Linked DNA regions of Mus musculus: region 2 is linked to region 1. A link is a loop called in an ENCODE intact Hi-C map of the cell type or tissue named here. Cell type or tissue: gastrocnemius. All regions are shown on one strand. Each heading gives the region's core, and the rest is flanking DNA. Links, peaks and the distances in the headings are about the cores only.

What was found. A loop is a pair of places that touch in the nucleus more often than their neighbours do. Peaks named below come from ENCODE experiments on the same cell type or tissue, not always from the same donor. Only the 100,000 strongest peaks of a DNase experiment are listed, where the experiment ranks them.
Region 2: a loop joins it to region 1, with 6 times the contacts of the local background. A loop is called at or near these places in 11 of 42 quality-filtered maps.

What each region holds. Positions count from the first base shown.
Region 1 is chr15:32,007,946-32,017,604 of GRCm38, forward strand. No RefSeq gene overlaps it. Among named protein-coding and RNA genes, the nearest start is that of Gm32499, 140 kb to the right of the region's middle. In gastrocnemius, for the core only: a CTCF peak has its summit at 4,280 (motif pointing right); DNase peaks (open chromatin) are centred at 2,050 and 4,287.
Region 2 is chr15:32,570,277-32,579,935 of GRCm38, forward strand. Sema5a (sema domain, seven thrombospondin repeats (type 1 and type 1-like), transmembrane domain (TM) and short cytoplasmic domain, (semaphorin) 5A) reads left to right here. Exons shown (of 23, transcript NM_009154.2): 11 at 4,540-4,744. Among named protein-coding and RNA genes, the nearest start is that of Gm41289, 200 kb to the right of the region's middle. In gastrocnemius, for the core only: no CTCF peak of the experiment used is centred there; DNase peaks (open chromatin) are centred at 4,227 and 4,478.

The sequences.
Region 1 (9,659 bases), core at 844-8,843:
TTAACTGGTACTTTAAGTTCAACTGTCTATCTTCATCTCTGAAAAAAATATTGTTTACATTACCTGAACCAACCATGACTTCCAGTTGCCATGACAGTGCTCATCTTTGATACCATTAGTAGAAGTTATCAGACTGGGTTCCTGTCTGACTAGTAGGGTGGTCTCAGCTACCAACTTTGGTCAAAAGCAGAAGAAAAAAGTTTGGATTCTCTTTCCAAGAATCATCACTGATTTGATCATCTATCAAAGATTCTCATACAAAAATGATTTAGGCATGAGATGTCCTTGTCTACAGTACTACAGACAGTACAAAGTGTCATGATACTAAGATGTTCTAAGAGAAATGGCTTGATATCGACTCTGGAAATCTTCCTACTCTGATTTTCATCTCTGTTTTATGTCACCCACTTGGCACCAAATGGCAAAAGCCTGGTGGTTTTTGTTTTTATAGGAATCATTAGATCTGTGGATGAATAAAACAAGAGCTAGTGAGTTAAAATTTTAATGCCTTTGATTATTCAAACATTTTATCTCCAGAGTTTTTGCAGCAATTTCGGCCTCTGGCTAAACAATTATTACACTGTGGTAGTTTTCCTACTTAGCAGTATGTGCCCTAGTATCCACTGGCTTCCTTTCCAACATAAATCCATTTGTTTCAGATTGTCGACACATCTGAGGTTTCTGTCAGTTGCTGACCATCATGCACACTGTACAGAAACACATTGTCTATGCCACTGTGTGGGCTGCAATCTCAGCATCCCAGGGAGAGTTCCTGTACCTGTTCACCAAGCAGATAGAATAAAACAATTCTCTGCCAATCTTATGTGAAATAAAATATCAAAAAAATAAAAGGAAATAATAAAAAATGAAACAACACTGAAACACACACACAAACCCTACACTTTATTTTGGAGTTTGTCACAATTAAATGCTTACCAATTCAAAATTGATACACCATCTCTATATTTTAAATAGGTTACTAGTATGACTATATGATAAAAGCATAATTTATAGCACTTAATTAAAATAGGCAGCTGCTTGCAATGACTTAGAGTTCAACTACATCATTCAGAGTGAACTACATGTCACTTATCTATACATAACTCTATCATCTACAAACCATGTGTTGGGCTAGAGATATCATTTGTGGGATAGAGTGCCAGCCTATCTTGTGTTAGGCCCCAGATTCAATGTCAAGTACAAGGAGGAAGGAAGGAAGGAAGGAAGGAAGGAAGGAAGGAAGGAAGGAAGGAAGGAAGGAAGGAAACAAGCTATATGCTAGAAGCTCTACTCACAGAAGAATCGAGATGTGATTCTATCAAGTATAGAGTGCTTCATCTCAAGGATGAACCCAGTTTGCAGACTATCTTGTTACTCATAAGCTATTGATACTGGACATTTACTGGCAGTCTGCCTCATATCAGTCCCTACTCTTGTTGTGTAGGGTTTTTCTGACTCTGCAGTAATTCCCAGACACCCCAGTTGTGGTAATTAAGACATAGGAATGCATATGAACTAAGCACTAGGGGTAAAGGGCAAACATGACATCTGATAAAGAAAACAGCTTTGCATAAGAAAAAGCCTTGGGGTTTGTTCAGAACTCTAGAAAAAAGAAAGAAAGAAAAGAAAAAGACAATTTTATTCAAACTGAATTTGACTGAGGGAGCTTATGAAAGGTTATTTGTCTTGAAGGTCAGTGGGTCAAATCTGGACTTGACTGTGAGAATGATAAGATGTTGCTGAATTTTAATCAGAGGACTGCTGAGGTTTATTTTCTATGTTTAAATGGCTATTCTGGCCACAGCTCAGAGACTGAGAGAGGATGAAAGAGGAGGTTTTGGAATAGACCAATCAAGACAGGCTTGCCCTACCCTGGAACTGGGCTGAAATGGTGTGGAGAAGGTGGATCCAAGTGTATTGCATCCATTGTTCCTTGACCAGATGATGGAGGAAAGGCAAAGATGTTGTGGGGAGGCCCAGGAGATATTATATCTAACTCCTGAAATGGGGTGCAGAGTGAGACAATGGGCTCCAAGTCAACTTCCTTATGCAGTGTAAGAGGGCGGCCAGTGGGGGAGCCTGACTACAGGGAAGCAAGTCACCATCACAGACATGACAGTGTTCAGAAGTTAGGCCGGTTATAGAGTAGGGTTTCATATTTGGGTGGAAATGAATCCAGCGATGATGGGAAGAGTCAGAGCACTGGAACTTCTGTAGGTAGGAGACTAGCAAGAAAAAAGCAGGTGCCAGGGGAACCTAAGAACTACAAGGCAGGAAAGCAAAGATGGTGTGGTGCCACCAGATAAAGAGTATCATGAAAGGAAACATATTAACAAGTACCAAATGTTGCCTAGAAGGCAATCACAGTCAGGTCTAAAAGTGTCTTTAATGTTTCTCCTTTAAAGGAATGTGTATGTGTGTGTAAATATATACACACACAACACATATACTTTTAGCCCTGTGTATGTGTGTGTGTATGTGTGTGTGTGTGTGTGTGTGTGTGTGTGTGTGTGTGTGTGTGTGTACCATTAGTACCCATTGGGATGATTGCTGATGTCTTTCAGGCAAGGAGAGGCTGAGATGAATCTGACAGAGCTTGTGCTAGAAAGCAAGGATGAATCACAGAGGAAACAACACAACGGCATAGGATCGGGCTGCATTCGTAGTTGTTCTTCTTGTCCAAAATCACAAGTTATCCAGGAAAACGGTCTTAATTGGTTTCTACAAGTTGACCATCTGGAAAGTCCCCAAGTTTGTAACAGTCATGCTGTTACAAAGGAAAAAAAAAAATCAGAACTGATGCCTCCTGAAGCAGCAATTCAGTGTTCTTATCTGAAGTTAGGAAAAAGGGAAATGGAGCCTAACCTTGTCTCCCAGGAAGGAATTGTAATTATGACAATCCAAATGATCTCATTTCGGAGGGAAAGCATGCTGGCTGCTCATAACTTGGTTCATCACCTCACGGTAGGACAGAACTGATTTGGGAAGTCTCAGATTCGTTAAAAATCATTAGATGTGAGGTAGGCAGGCTGACGCAGGGATAATCAGCACTGTCCAACCAAACCGCCTGTTGAGCTCAAGGCTGTTTTTGAGCACGGATGCATCTGGAAATGGCCAGTACTTTCACTGATGCGGATAGGGCTCTTGGTTTTAGTGATGCAGGACACAGGGCTGGGTGTCACCCACTCCTGTCATGGAATCCTCTTTGCATGGCTTCACATGGCACTTTGGGTCTAGTCTCCAGGTTACTGGAAATGCAAAGGAAAGAACCACAAGCTAAATAGCGCCATGGGAAAGTGTTTGGGTATGTCCAGAAAGCAAGATGTTTCATATGCTCCTAGTGTGGCTCTTCTTTTAAGTCAGGGCTTTGGAGAGGATTATGTTCTGGACTGGAGGAAAGCTAAGAGCCTGAATGGCTGAGCCTGGCATGAACATGCACAATCCTTAATATTCTCTCTCTCTCTCTCTCTCTCTCTCTCGTTCTCACTTTCTTACACTCTCTGTCTCTGCCTCTCTGTCTCTGTCTGTTTCCGTGTGTGTGTGTGTGTATGTGTGTGTGTGTGTGTGTGTGTGTGTGTGTGTGTGTGTGTGTGTGTAGGGTCATGGACACTATTGGAAACATTACTTTTCACTGAGTATTATATTACTTTGAGGGTGATTGTGAGTTTTATAGGTGTGCTCTCTGTTCTGGGAAGTGGCCATGTCTGGACAACTGAAAATCTTCTAGGCACATGGCCCCTCCATCTCTTGAGGCTCCAGATAGTTTCCCCTCCTCTTCCCACTCAAGGTATACTCAGTAGTAACAAAGTCCCACAAAATGAGTCTCTGAGCATTTAAATATTCTTCTCTGTCCTCTTGATCATGTACATACTCCAGAGATGGCACATCAAGCCATCTGGTGTGACTTGCCTTCCTGTTGGACTGAGATGGGCACATCTTCCATTTGAATTTCTAGTGGAGCGTGCACTTCACAGTTAGGACAAAGGTCCACCCAAAGAAGAGTAAATGTTTTATTTGTTTGTTCTTTGTGGGGGTGGGTAAAGAAAATTGTGCTGATTCTTTGCCTAGAGCAGAGCTATACACACTGCATTTCAACAGATAATCATTAGCCCAAAGTCTGTCCAAATTCAAGGCATGATTCAAATTTCATAGTGGGTAAAGATTAGGAGAAAATGTCTACAATATTTTGGAAGGCTTTTAACATGCCAACGGTGGGAAGGAAAAACTAGAAATCAACTACCTCCTCACCAGACATTTTGTGACACTTTCTACTCCAACCAACAGGGGGAGCTGTGTGACTTTTCTGCTCAATTCTAAAAGGGGTGTGTGTATATGTGTATGGGGCGGGGAATCTCTGCCTTTATTCAAGTATGTTTCCTTTTGTTGATGAAATTTTGAAGGTTTTTCTTTTTACATGACTCCTATATAGCTCTTGTTATATTTTTAAAGCCCTGTGTTTTGGGTGGTAGGGGCTTTTATTCTGTGAGAGGAGTCAGCTGTGGCATTTTCTATAGCACCATGCAACAATATTATTTCCTTCATATAGCTCTAAATCTGTTATGGTGTCTTTTAAAAGATTATGACTATTTTGTTTTATTTTTATTGAGCTATAATATGTTTACATATTTACTGTTGCACACATTTTACAGAAAAGAACAGAAACATTTCCCTAATTTCACGGGGAGGGGGGTACTTCCAACGAAATACTATGTAACTGTGAATACATTATATTGATACAAACAGCCAAATGGATTTTTGTGCCAATAGGTAAGCTAAATGATAGGCACTGCATGTATATTCTAGAAATGAACATTGCAATATACAGATAAGAAATACCTAGATGAGGCTCCCCACTCCAGGAACATAGAAATAGGGGTTCTAGTATAAGTGGCTAAGGGATTTCCATTCTTATATGAGAGGGTCAGATTCTGCATCAGAAAGTGGAGTTAGGGATAACTCGGTATAAAGTAAGTGGAGGACACAGTAAGGTGGAGTGGGTCTGTGCAAAGATCCCGAGGAGGGAAAGTGGCTGGCACACACTTGAAGGAAAAGCATAGTTTTAGGAGCAAATGATAGGAACAGGTGTGTGGTACTTTCTCAGTTGACTGGAATGTGCTTTGCCCTCTTGATGGCCAACTTCAGGTCACACCCGAGATAACATTTGAAAGTACTGTGTGATCTCTGGACTTTCAGTTCTTTCTCAGGACAGTTGGTGGCTCGAGCCTCGTGTATGAAAACCTGACACAGGAAGAAACTTCAAGGTCTTTCTTTATGTCATAGGCTGGGAATTTATGGTTGGTAAATAGAATAAAAATGTTTCATCTTGTGTCTCTTTTTTTAATACAAGTTTTAAAATAAGCACATATGATGTAATTAAGTACAAAGTATGTTCTCAAACAATACTCAAAGTGACTGATTCCCCTCTTTTCTACCCTAAAGGCAACATCTGTTACCAATTTCTTCTAAGCCATTCCAGAGATATTCCAGTTGCCATAGCATGAGAGAGAGAGAGAGAGAGAGAGAGAGAGAAGGAGATAAAAACCTGTGCTCAGATACCAGTGCACATTGTGTGTGTGTGTGTGTGTGTGTGTTTAGGACAGAGGTCAGGTGCTATATGCGTTATTTTAAGAGACAATCTCTCTCACTGAGACTTGGGGCATGCATCTAGGCTAATAGGGTTGGCCAGAGTCCCCAGGGATTCACCTGTCTCTACCTCTTTGGTACTGAGATTGCAAGGATGAAGTTCTATGCCTAGATTTTTTTTTTTTTTGTGGGCACTGGGCATTGAAGTCATGCTTTCTTTTCTTTTCTTTTCTTTTTTTTAAAAAAGATTTATTTATTTATTATATGTAAGTACACTGTAGCTGTCTTCAGACACACCAGAAGAGAGCGTCAGATCTTGTTACGGATGGTTGTGAGCCACCATGTGGTTGCTGGGACTTGAACACTGGACCTTTGGAAGAGCAGTCGGGTACTCTCACCCTCTGAGCCATCTCACCAGCCCGAAGTCATGCTTTCATAGAAAGCACTTTACTGACTGAACGAACCATCTTCCCAGACCATGGCGTCTTATATCCCTTCATAGTCCTACTCAGTCATCTTCCATCTAAAAACCCTTTCTTGTTTCCTGAGTGTTTGCTTTTGCCTTAGGGACTTGTTGCATCTGTCTCAACATCTCCAGACACATGTTCATGCTATGAAGAAGCGGGTGATCATAGGATGGCCATCTCTCCAAAGCAGAAGACTCAACAGAATCCATTCCTTCACTCTCCTTCCATATTTGTAGATGAGTTGTCATTAATAGTCATCATTAAACTCGGAGACTCTTCCAACCATGCCTTGCTGCAAAGGGAACACAGAGTAGTGATCCCGTGGCATCTCCCTGCCCTCTGGTGGGTTGACTAAATCTCATCTGGAATTGACATCTAGAAGGGGATAAGTTCTAAGTGCAGAGCAGCTGTGAAATTCCTGCTTAAGCAATGTCCATCCTGTCTACTTGCTGCTTTCTGTGCTTAGAACCAAGACGTGTGCTCTAAGCTACAGTTCTTTACCTATATCATCAGCAGGATCCATATTGTCACCTTCCTCCTGTGAATCTTTGCACCTCAGTGGGCATCATCCAGGAAGCAATTCTTTTAGCAACATCTTGTCATGTTCTCCTGACACTTGTGTTTTTGTGTTTCTATGTAGATTAGACACTGGAGTGCCCAGAAATGTGGACAGAAGAGTCACTTACAGCCCAGTGCTAGAGAGTGCTGGGATTGTGGGCTGATGCAGCTTGGCAGCAGATGTCTAAGGGACAGAAAATGCTTTCCTGATTTTACTCTTCTGTCATTATTTCCCAGAGGAAATTGTTTCATAGAATTTAAATTCACAATGAATGAAGCCTGAGCGGATTCATCCTAAACACTGTGTTCCCTGGGTTGTCTCATCTGAGGAATTGGTTTCCCTTTAAGGCCAAGCTCTCAGGTCTGAATTGATATTTCTTAGGCATTTAAGAGAGAAGATAGAAGATCCTAGGGTTCTCCATTTCTAGCTATAAATGATTATACAATCTTGGCGACCAGTCTTTCTGGAGATTTTAGATTATTAAGTTGATGCCTCATGACTGACTTAATGATGTCTTTCTTATTGGACACTTAATATTTTATGTTTTCACTGCTCTAATGAAGAACGCTACAAGAAATGCATGTAAGTGAGACTATTCACAAGTGACATATACAGTCACACGTTTTGACATAGCTTAGTCACGGGAGGGGTTACTTCTCTTACACTTCCCAGTTCTCTTCCTTTTGTGGAGACTCAGACCCTATGCCATTCTTCTACAATAGAGAGTGACTTATCCCTGGCTCCTCTCTAATGGCTGCCTTTCTGTGTGACCAGTTATGACTAATGTCACGTGGGCAGAAGTGGTACAAGTAAACTGTAGTAGCCATAAACTTCTTTAATGGGAGATTATTGTGCAATCTTTTTCTCTCCTTCCAATGTTGTGTTGAGGATGTGAGTTTGAGAGCTTGAGTGTGCTCTCACCGTATACTGTGAGACAGATATGACAGGAGCTGGACAAGGGAACAGCTGAGCTCCTGTGTGCTTGTAAGGAACTGACTCATTATACCAGCACCAGGCTGCTTTGGAAGGTGCAAATTAACTTCTATCCTGTTAACAATCTTTCTGTGGGGTCTTTGTAATTTTCACCTTCATGCAACCTTGCAGGAGTATAATGAGAGAATCCTAGAGTTCAAGGGTGATCAGGAATAATGCCTAGAGACTGGAACTGAGATCCCAGCGAACAAAGTAGACATACCCTAACAAAATTAGCTCCCTCAGAGCTTCTCCCTCTATGATTAGCTGAGATTATAGGATCTGCTTCAACGTTCTTCACTGTCTATTAGATCACACACTGAAGCCAGACAGGGTAGATACAGTGACCTCATGCCCCAGGTAATGAAACCAAACTCTCCAGACAAATAGAGAGGCTGGCTAAAATGACAGGCTTCTGCACAACCCAGACCTACTGACTCACAGTGCCTGGGGATGCCGACTAAGGAGTACTTATAGTCAGTTTATTAAATGTTCCTGAAGTGAGGACGTGCTTGGGACTTATGCCCCAATTCTGCTGAGTTTTCAGATAATTGCTTTGTTGTCCAGTAACTTTTTGAACACACCCTGTGGAATTGAGCCCGTATGAAATAGATATAAAGAAACATATGTTGTGACCAGCTTATTATGCCTTTGAGTACTGGGAAACTGAGGCACATAAGTAGTCTGTTACTTTAGCAAGCATAGCATCGCTCTGTCCCTGGGCTTGGAGTCATTGGGAGCTGAGTCTCCTTGCCTTGTCCTTTGGCCGCTCCCAGCATCCCCGAGTCAGCTCATCTAGCTAGCTCTTCACATTCAGCTCTACAGGGAAGACAACAGGACACAGTGGGGATGGACAGACACACTTCAGCTCCTTTGGGGATGCTTTCTCTAGTGGGGATGCTTCCAATCCTCTCTAGTTTTGAAGTTATTAAATAATTAGGTTCCTTATGTCCCCCTGGGAAGTTTGGCTAGCTCTTTAAACTGAGAACTCATTAATCCCCACATTTTTACAGCTTTCCCAAGTTGTATCCCAGGTCTTATAATGTGACTATATGTCATTTCAGCCATCAGTAGGGTGTGGTTCATGTTTCTCTGGGTCCAAATTGGCTTGTGACCTTGGGTGACCATGACATGCCATCCCTGTTGGTTTGGCATTACAAGCATCACTTGTCTTCTTGGAAGCTTGTTCTACTGTGCAAACAGTCCAGGATCCCTTGATGGGCAAAGAGGGGGAAAGCAGACAGGTTAGCCCAGTTTACAGCCAGCTGACTAACCTGATCACCTGGAGGGTGAGCTACGAAGGCCTCATCTGAGAAGTGCAGAATTATAAACTACATAAACCTTGGATGTCTTACACTACCAAATGGTTAATTATGCAACAAAGGGCAGATAGTACAGGCATCAATGGGGGCTAACTAAGGGTTGGTAAAAAGAGCTGGGGGTGGCCATAGTGAGGACACATGCCCTCAAGTGTGACTGAGTTTCCAATCCTCCATAAGCAAGGACATTTCCTGTACTATTAAGGAAAGAAATTTCTTTCCCAGGAGTCTCCCTTAATGTGAGCTGATGCGTCCATTTGTTTGCTCACTCCTACTTCACTTTCAAAAGCTCAGCTGTGGGAGAGAAACCCCTGAGGACATTATAGCCTCCACTAATTGTTCCTGTCTGCATTTGGCACCATGATCTGCTGTTGGGCCAGAATGAGACACAGTGGTGATGAAGGAGCAGAGGGAACCATTCCAGAAAGCTCAATCCTAAATCTGAGGTGCTTCTGCAGTGTCTTCTGATTTTGTTTTAAAACAATTGACATAGAATAAAATTTCTACCCTAAAGTACTACAGCCCAATGGCTGGCTTTACTGACTGGCAGGGACACATGGCTACTACCACTGTCTAATTCTCAAGCATGTCTCCAAACAAAAATGTATATGTTTATTAATCAAGTTTTCATTAAAAGGCAAACTTTCCCCAACAATAACAGAAAGGACATAGGTATGTGCAAAATAAAAAGAAAGCCCATTCTCATCCCAGCGTGTGGTACCATTGCTATGCTCAGCTGTGGGCATCTCTCTGTGTGAC
Region 2 (9,659 bases), core at 1,018-9,017, 560 kb after region 1:
ATAGAGAGGGGCATAGCGTCTCCAGGCAGGTCAAATAGCCAGGGCCACAGCTGCTTAGTGGTTAAGCTTGGATCTTACCACTGCCAGCAAAGGAAAAATCCCAATCTCAATCAACTAAGTTCCTGTTAGTAGCAATCATTGACTAGTGATATAAGACAGTCAGTCCTTCCTTCCAATTTTGGGTGGTTTAACATCCCAAATCATAAAACTCATGACTTCCAAGAAAACTGAGCTTTAGAAAAAGTTTAAATTTTTACAGGTAGATTTTGGTAATCATCAATCAATTACAATTGAATTTTTTCCTTTCAATATTTTAAGACTTTTATCAGAGAATGAGGCTAAGAATAAGATAAGTAGTTTGAGTATCATATTTGCACTGCATTGCTTTTCTTGGACAAAATGTTTAGCATCTTCTCATTACTTCCTAGATACACAGGAGAGGGAGGGATACAAGTAAACTTTGCAAATGTCAGCCAGTGTGCATGGTTACTAAACAGTACATTTGATTGAAAAGACTCATGAGAACAACCTGTCTGAAGTCTTCTGTGTCTTTCATGTTGAGTAATTACATATTTCGACTGGATTTTCTATTCAATATAAAGAAGAAAATATATTACCACCTTTAAAAATCTGTTTTATTAAGACCTGAAGCTTAAGAAAATGAACAAAGACATTTAGATTCAGAGCATCCTCCTTTGCATTGTCTGTTGGATTGCAGCTTTCCACAATGAACTGGGTGATTAGGCAAACTTATAATCCTTTACGGATTCCAAACAATGTGTATCTTTTAGGTCATGCATCTGTATATATCCATAGCACATCTAAGTACCCTCGTGTGTTATTATATCAGAATAACATTGAAAGACTTGCTTTTGTTTACTAGTGGAATTAGGTCCATGCTGAACAATGAAGGAGACATGCACAGAAGTGGCACACATGACAAGCACTAAGCTAGCTCAGCTTACATCATCCTCTGAGCATACATTTAACACTTCCAGGAAACTAAAGTTACAGATTATGGTGGTGGTGATATGTGTGTATGTGTGTTCCCAACTACACATAGGTGTTTCCATTTCTAGATTGCCTAATAGCCACATTGTCATAGGTTCCTGATTGATGGTCGAGCTCTCACCCAGACTGGCAGAGAGTAGAAACTCATTTTCAACCGATGAGCCGTCTTTTAGACCTAAGGGTCCCAACATTGACAATAACTAAACATAATATTTATATTTGTTATTGTTGTTATTACTGTTATTGTTTTGGTTTTCACCTTGACAATTAGAATTTTATGTGACACTTTTACAATAGGAAAAATGAAATAACTGAAGGAGCCGATTCAGGAAAATGATTTAGGAAGAGAAATACATCATACTTTAAAAGCTCAGTAAACCTCAGAACACAACAAAGGCTACTAGTCACCCTGATCAGCCACAGTCTCAAAGCCACCCCCAGTGGCATTTGTCTGCCCTAGTAGAGGTAGATCTTAAACCCTATGAAATCATCAGCTATTGAAAATACTGTGGGACTCAGATGGAGAACAGCTAGGTGACAGGCTCCAAAACCTTCCACAGGTTTTATCACCAACAATGAGAAATGATGCAGCCAAAAGGAAAATATCGTCGTGTAGGAGTAGTTGGGGAAGACTGCTTGCGACTCGGGCTGAGATGCAGCTGCATCCTGAGAATCCACGAATACACTCATGTCTTGGCAGCAAAGTGGGAAGGGACAGGGGATCCAGTGGGCATAGACACCAAGGAACATGTAGTCTGGGATGAAGTTGGCCTATTTTGAGCTTGATCTTCAAGTATGGGTATTTAGAATAGGGATTAACATGCTACCCTTGAAATAGATACCATCTGAGCATTTATTATTTTCCTAGCAATTATAGAATTACCGATCTTGTTTGAACAGGCATTGGCATGACAGTTATTGAGGGCTGTAAGCCACATGAGAACACAAGCAATGTATTTCTTTCCAGTTTTTGCAGTTTCTTCTTGTATGGGGTCCCGAGGGTAGTGAGTACCTGACAGTAACTAGGGCAGACCAGTGAGTAAGGTTCAACTCTAAAACTCGCAGCCCTTAGAGAGCTTGATGAGTTGCTATGCAGCAAGAAATACATGCAGTAATGTTGAATAGGTTCCAAATATGGGAAAGAGAATCCTTGGGTGAGATATTTATTATAAGATGGTGTCAGGAAGAAGCAGTAGAAGACAGTTCAAATATAGCTCATGACAAAACAGGCAAACAGCTTACAGGAGACATGATCCATTTTAGCACTCTGCCCCTTAAGCTCCTATATCTGTTTTCAAGGGGAGTGGAGGTCCTTGCTTTTAGACTATACCTGCTGGTTTTCAGCATGCCATTTGTCTTAAAACAGCATGCACATACAAACACTACTTTTATGCGATTGAAGCCAGCAGGTAAGCCATTGTTGCTACCCACACCTCAAGTATTGTCTTTGACTTCAATACAAGTTGATCACAACACACAATCACCTTCAGAATTAGCTGTCAACTGGAAAGGTTTCAGACCAAGTGGTGATCTTTTCTTTTGCTTTAAAAAACTGTTTTCTGGGGGCTTGGAAATATGGCTTAGCTGTTAAGAGCACACATTGCCTTTCCAGAGAACCCAAATTCAATTCCCAGAACCCATATGAAGAACCTTAACACACACACACACACACACACTCAAAAACAAACACATATACACACACTCACACATATTCTCACATACACTCATACATACACATGCACATATAGACACTTAAAGGTAATAATTAAAATATTAAAACACACATATACATTCCTGATAGTCAGTGTGCCCATGCTTAGAGTGTTATTATGTTAAAGTGCTATTCATATAAAATCTATCGGTACAGTCTTTTCAGACCCCAAAACAACTGCATGTGGCAATATCTGTCCATTTCTCTGTCCCATTATTCATTCACTTACTTCTCTCTGGATACCACAGCTCCATGGACCATGGATGTCCTTCCTGCTTTAAGACAGATGCATTTACAATTGGTTGCCTAGCTTCTGAGCTATCAGGAATGTTGTCTGATTCCCGGCATTTACAAGGACTTTAATTTACAAATGCTTTCCTCTCATTACTTTACATCAGCCATGAGAGATGAGCCTGGAGCACAGCCGGTGTGTTCCAACAATTTAACATTTGAGGAGACAAACCGAGAGGCTGGAACTCCCTGGAGGCCACAGGCCATCTTCTGCAGGCCTCAGCTTTACCCTGAACACATCCTTTACATGATGTCAAAGTAAAAGGTGCTCAAAACTAGGATGTGAAATTAAATTCATTGCTCACTAGTTATGCTCAGTGCACTTAACTCCAGGTTTCTCTAATTCCACAATCGGCCTATCATTTTATGGAATATAGGATATTTTATCAAATGCTACAAAAACATAATTGACTTTCAAAAAGTAATTTCCATCTTCTACTCCTGAAACTCTAACCTGTTATAAAAAACATGTATTGGAAATGACATGTTATAAATAGTAGTTTCAGGCAGTGTGGACCCCGTCACCCCTGCTTTAGGAAGTGAGCAGAGGAACCTCATTTCCTATACCAGCCTTTAAAGTTTATAAAGGAAATGAGAGAGGTTGGTGATAGATTTTCTGGTCCTGAGCTGGGCTCTGAGAAATCGGTTCTCTCTTTCTCACCTGCCCTCTTACCTTGTCCTTGCCACCTCCTGTTGTTTATAACACCTGCCAGCAGCCTTCCACACGACTCTGAGATTAATCCACAACAATTTCTGTGTTTGCTGTGTATCCCAGATCAGTCTCATGAAATTGACACTCCCTGCAAATTGCTCCTTCCTTCCTCTCTCCATCTCCTCCTCCCCACCTTTCTCAGCCCTCTTTTCCTCACTGCTTTTTTCTTCTCTCATTACCAACTTGCTATCTTACTTTGCAAATTCCCAGGTTCTCACCTATTACTTTAAATTCTCCTGAAATCAGAAATACAAATAAATTTAGACCAGCCACAGTTATTCACAGTTATTTGTGTAGCCCACGTGAGAGATAATGTTTACAGATTTAGTTAAGCACCAAGGTGTCACCATGGAGTTCAGGGTTGCTTATGAACCAACCCGCTGTGATAGCCAGGAAATGCATCCATCTGTATGAGCCCAACTGCTTCATGGTCAATGTCAGCTCAGCTTCATCAGTCAGATGCAATCGTATTGCAAGCTGACAGACAGCTACTCCCTAGAGACCCGACAGAACAGGAGGCAATTCTTCCCATCTGCTGTTCAAACTAGAGTCAACAACAGTGCCTGCTCCAATTTAAAATGTCTCATATTCTCTTTACCATACATTGAGAGATCGCAAATATGTTGACTTTCCATCCACAGTGGGAGAACAGGAGGATGCCAGTCGAGGGAGATGGAAGGATTGATTCGGTTGCACACTCAGTAATACATCATGGCTTATTCAGTTTGTAGTTTGTTCCATTTTCGCCTCCATCTGGTAGCCACGTGAGCGGTGGGCATCCAGCTTTTACAACCTGGCCTGTCTTCTCTTGCAGTGCGGCACCATGGACCAGGGCCTGTACGTAAACCTGACGGAAAGAAACCTACAGGATGCTCAGAAGTTCATTCTGATGCATGAAGTGGTGCAGCCAGTGACCACAGTGCCCTCTTTCATGGAGGACAACAGCCGCTTCTCCCACTTAGCTGTTGATGTTGTGCAAGGCAGGGAGACTCTGGTCCACATCATTTATCTGGCCACAGGTAGGAACTCGTGCTTCTTTCAGATGGTTTTCTTGTCTTCTCATTCATGTCTTAAATTCCAAACACTCATCTTTAAGCACAGCCATGGACCTGTATTGTCATGACAAGTGGAACCCACAATGCACGCTTATCTTTGTCAACCTGTCTACTCTTCCTGGATACCATATTTGTACCCTTATGTAGGGGGTGGTTCTAATACTTTGATTTAATTGGTAATCTGGGAGTACTGACTCTAAAGTTCTTGTTCCCCAATTGGTTCTTGATCCATCAATAAAGATGTTGGCCAATGGCTGGGTGAAAAAGGCGGGGTTTCTAGGTTCCTGAAGGTAGGAGAGGCAGGAAAGAGTTTTATTACCGTCCTTGGAGGGACACAGAGCCACCAGAGATGTAAGAACTCTGGTAAGTGACCTTTGGACTGTGCCTGGAGTAACAGGAAGAATTAGGTATGCCCAGTCATTGCTAGCCAAGGCATTTTGAGAATAACTGGTGTGTGTGTGTGTGTGTGTGTGTGTGTGTGTGTGTGTGTGTGTGTGTGTGTGTTTCTTCAAACAACAGATCTGAGATAACTCCTGTGCAGGTGAGAGCATGCAACCTACTGGTGGGGTAGTGAAAGCTACATGAAACACTCTTACTATACTGTTAGAATTTTAACTAGGGAGACAATGGCTCCTTTCTTAACTATTTCTGTCTGTCAGTGGTTCTTGGCAAGACTATTTACATCTGGCTAGTTTAAGACAATGAAACGTTTTATTAGGAGATACTGCTGGGAAAAATGTTTTCTGGAGATTTTCATGCTGATTTCTGATTGAAGCACAACAGTGCTCATCTCAAGCTGTTCCTGACAAAGGTTCAGGGAAACATTTGAAGAATGAAGCAGATGCACACAGCGTTTCATATGTAGGACAGGCTATTGTGCTTACCAAACTGTAGATAACAACTAGACTTCTTTAGATTCCAAAGTAAATGTGGAGCAGAAAGCAGGCTCTATCGTGTTTTACTACTCTGACAGTGTAGGGCGCATATCCCTGCCTCTGGAACTATCTCAGCTCCGCCTTCCTATCCCCATACAGAGTGATTTCACTGTGCAGTGGGTTCCTCCCACCCTTTGAGTAGTGTGGTGTATACTTGCCACTTCCTTACAATGCATGGCTACCTTTTTGTGTGGCTGTGAATACTGTATTATTCCTTCATAGAATTTCTCAATTTATACTTGTTTTTTTTTTAATCACTCATGAGATTGCAATGATTTGCTGGCTTTCCACTGTCTTGAATTTATTGGGCACACTGGTTATTTGTGGTGAGCAGGCTGGTTCCATCCTGCCCTGCCCTCCTATGCTCACATTCTTAAAGGGATAGGCAGATAATTAACCAACCAATAAGTAAAGTGCATCACCCAAAGGATGAAGAACCAATGAGATGGGAGCCAGAGGAGGAATGTGTTGATGGATGTGCCTGGGGATGGGTCCTGTTTCTTGGCTGGGTAGGATCTTCCAGTGCCTGAAGCATTGGATGCTGCACACTATAGAGGGAAACTGAACACTGGGAGATGTAGGGTTGGTTAGCTTGGACCAGTGCTACTGAGTGGTTAGTAATGCAAGGAGACAGACAGACCATTGGATGAGGGCATGATGGGTGAAGGACAGTCAGTGGGAAGACTGGAGAGTTGCAGAAGGATCATACTGACAAAGTCATGTGAAACAACTGCTCAGAAAAACAGTTTGCAGAACTGACTCAGAAAAGGAGTGAGTGCTAAGGTATCTAGTTGTCATAGGAAGTCAAGAAGAGAGTTCTCCTCCTCCTCCTCCTCCTCCTCCTCCTCCTCCTCCTCCTCCTTCTTCCTCTTCATTTTAATTCTTGTTCCTACTCCTCTTCCTTTTCTTCTTCCTCATCCTCCTTCCTACTCCTCCTCCTTCCTGTTTGTTTATTTTGAGAGACTAAAAAATTGCTTGTCAGTGAGGGATTGTGTTTCTTTCTGGCTTTGTTTGTGCTTTAAAACCAGAAGGCTTCCTGACACATGGCAGATTTTAAAAGTAAGTAGATTGGATCTTCCCAAAGGTATTCTTGGCCTTTACATCATAAATGTTCATGTTAGTACAAGATAGACATAATTTCTCTTTGGATTTCTAGAGACAACTGAGGTCTCACCTGGCTCTGTGGTAAGAGATGCTGAGAGGCAGAGCTGAGCCAGACTGTGCCTGAGCTCAGGGTCTCAGGATCATTTATCTCCTAGTTCTGGGGGCTAGGTTCAACAGTAAAGTGTGAGCTGAATGGTGTCTGAGGAAAGCTGTCTTCCTGGCTTGGAGATGGCCACCTATTCACACCATCCATATAAGTAGAGAGGAATTTCTGTGATATGTCTCTTTGTTTAGGTTTTTGAAAATAAACTTGAATAGCCAGGCTAGTCTGAAACCCACTGCATAGCCTAAACTGATCTCAAACTCCTGACCCTACTGCCTCAGCTTTAGGAGGCACTGTTTCCTAATACATTTACATTAATGTTGAGGCCATCAACATACGACCTTGCATGATACAAAGAAATTCATACCCATAGGAGTATAATATTTGAGGGTCTTTATTAAAAATAACATGTGTAAAAATAGTCCAACACAGTGAAATTACAGGGCTGAGACAAAAACCACAGCTAGCATCAATTAGCTTTTAAATGGTACATCTAGAAAGTTTCATATGGGAGTCTGATTTAAATGATCTTGTGGACTGACTACTCCCCCATCCCCCATATCATAAATGTACCTTACTTAATTGCATTTTAACCTTAAATCCACAGATAGATGATCCACAGCAGACAGTCCTGCCTTGAGCAAGTCTACCTGTGACTTTGTTCTCGCAGTTCATATGATTAAAAGTATTGGATAAAGCACTTTAATCAAACTTGTGCATTTTTAGGACAACTGCTGTGGCAGTATAGTATAGTGCAGACTATAGTATAACTTTGACAGTCATTGGGAAACCCTGAGTCTATAACTTGCTGTATTGTGGTATTACCTTATTGTAATGTCTGGTCCCAAACCATTAGTATCTCTGGGTTTTGTGGGTTAGTGTTCGCTTAGATTTGGGAGCTACAAAGGAGCCCAGGCTTACTGACTCTGTCCTCACCCTTTTGTACCGACTGAGTCACAAGGCAATGCCCTCTTTGGTTCTACTGGTTTCATGTTTACCTTTTGCTTTAGTCTATTGCCTTTTTAAATCCTGAATCTTTGAATGCACCTAAGTAGTACTAGTTATAATGACAAGTTCTTTTTGTAGACGAAGGTTGTATGTGATGTATGTGTGTGTGTGTGTGTGTGTGTGTGTGTGTGTGTGTGTGTGTGTGTGTGTAACTGTCCTTAGTAAGTTTCCATTGCTTGTTTTCCTAAAAATGAGTTTTGCTACTAAGAATGCAGCCTGGAGAGATGGTGTCCTGCTTTAAACCTTATGCATAACTCAGGTTGGAACACGGAACATTCTCCTGAAAGCTAGAGGGCTGTTAGACTCATTTAACAAGTTTAGCTTTGGACCTTCTATAAATTACCCACATGTTCCATTAACTTCTAAGCAGGCTAGTTACTCTTACAGCATGCGTGTGTATTTTCAAGGAAATTTCCTTGTTTTAAAATTTTAACTTTCAGTAAAATTTAATTTTATACATATTATTTTTAGTAACCAAGTGCAGTATCTATCTTATTTCTAAGGTAATAAAATATATAAATGTGTTATGAGAAGCAGTATTTTGAAAAACAAGCTACAAGTTCCTTTTTACTGCACATATATTGGCTGGCTCTTGATACCCTGACCTGTAAAAAGCAGCAGTTTTGACTTTCCTGATTCTCGAGGCTGTTGCTTATCTGGTGTCTTCTCTGTATCTTATCCTTGTGTAAAGACAAGGACACTCATTTCCTTGGACAGTAGAGCCCGAATCGTCAGTGTGCAGTTTCCCTTGCTACCACTTGACTATAAATTCTCAAGGGATAGAGCATGGCTGTACCACTCACAGGAGTAGAGGTGATGAGCTTGAAAACAGACTCTGATTAGCTTTCAGATTTCTCCTTTGGTGAAAGTGTATATTCTCTCAGCTCAAATAAATGCAAATAGACCACCTGCTGTCAGTGGCCATCCGAGAAACTGGTTTATTTTGCCCCTATTGCACTACCCACAGATATCCAGAGTTTCCTCCTAGTGGCAATATTGTGTGCCCAGTTAATTTCAATGTCATTTCCCTGCCGCCCACCTCCTTCCCAAGATCCTTCAAGGTCTGTTTCTTATGTATCCATCTCTCCCTTCTGAATCTCAGCAAAGGGAAGCCTGTTACCTAGGCCTGACCCTGCCAACAATTTGCCAGTCACTTCTTTGAAGGTTATCTGAGTTGGAGCCTCTGTACATTCCCAATGACAGAACAATTAGGACAGGAACTCTCAAAGTGATTGAATCTTAAATGCATCTGCTTCCCAGTTTGTCACAGAGACTACACCCAAGTCCAGTTGAGCATTGTAGTCTGGGATTCCCCTGCTTCCTTGCCTACAGCACGCCAGATGTTCTGGCAGCCCCGTCCTGGCTATGTAAAAGCACTTCATGGACCTCACTTGTGTCCTTTGTCTCATGTGGACCAGACTCTGGGCTTTGCCTTCGGCATCTGGTGTTCCATTCCACATTTCTTCTCATGGGCCCCGTCTCACAGTTTTCCTTTCCTTCCAGGATTGGTTATTACAGTTTTAGTTTTTCTGGCCACAATTCTGATCTATTCAAAATTATACTGGGTTTAAATTATATATCACTTCAACATGGGTTAAATGTAGATTGTAGTAATTATTGTACAACTCAGAATATTGTGAAAATCAAAGTCAATTTTCTGTCATGCAAATAATACGCTAATAATGGATTATTCACAAACATTTATATAAAAGGCCCATGATTTTAAACA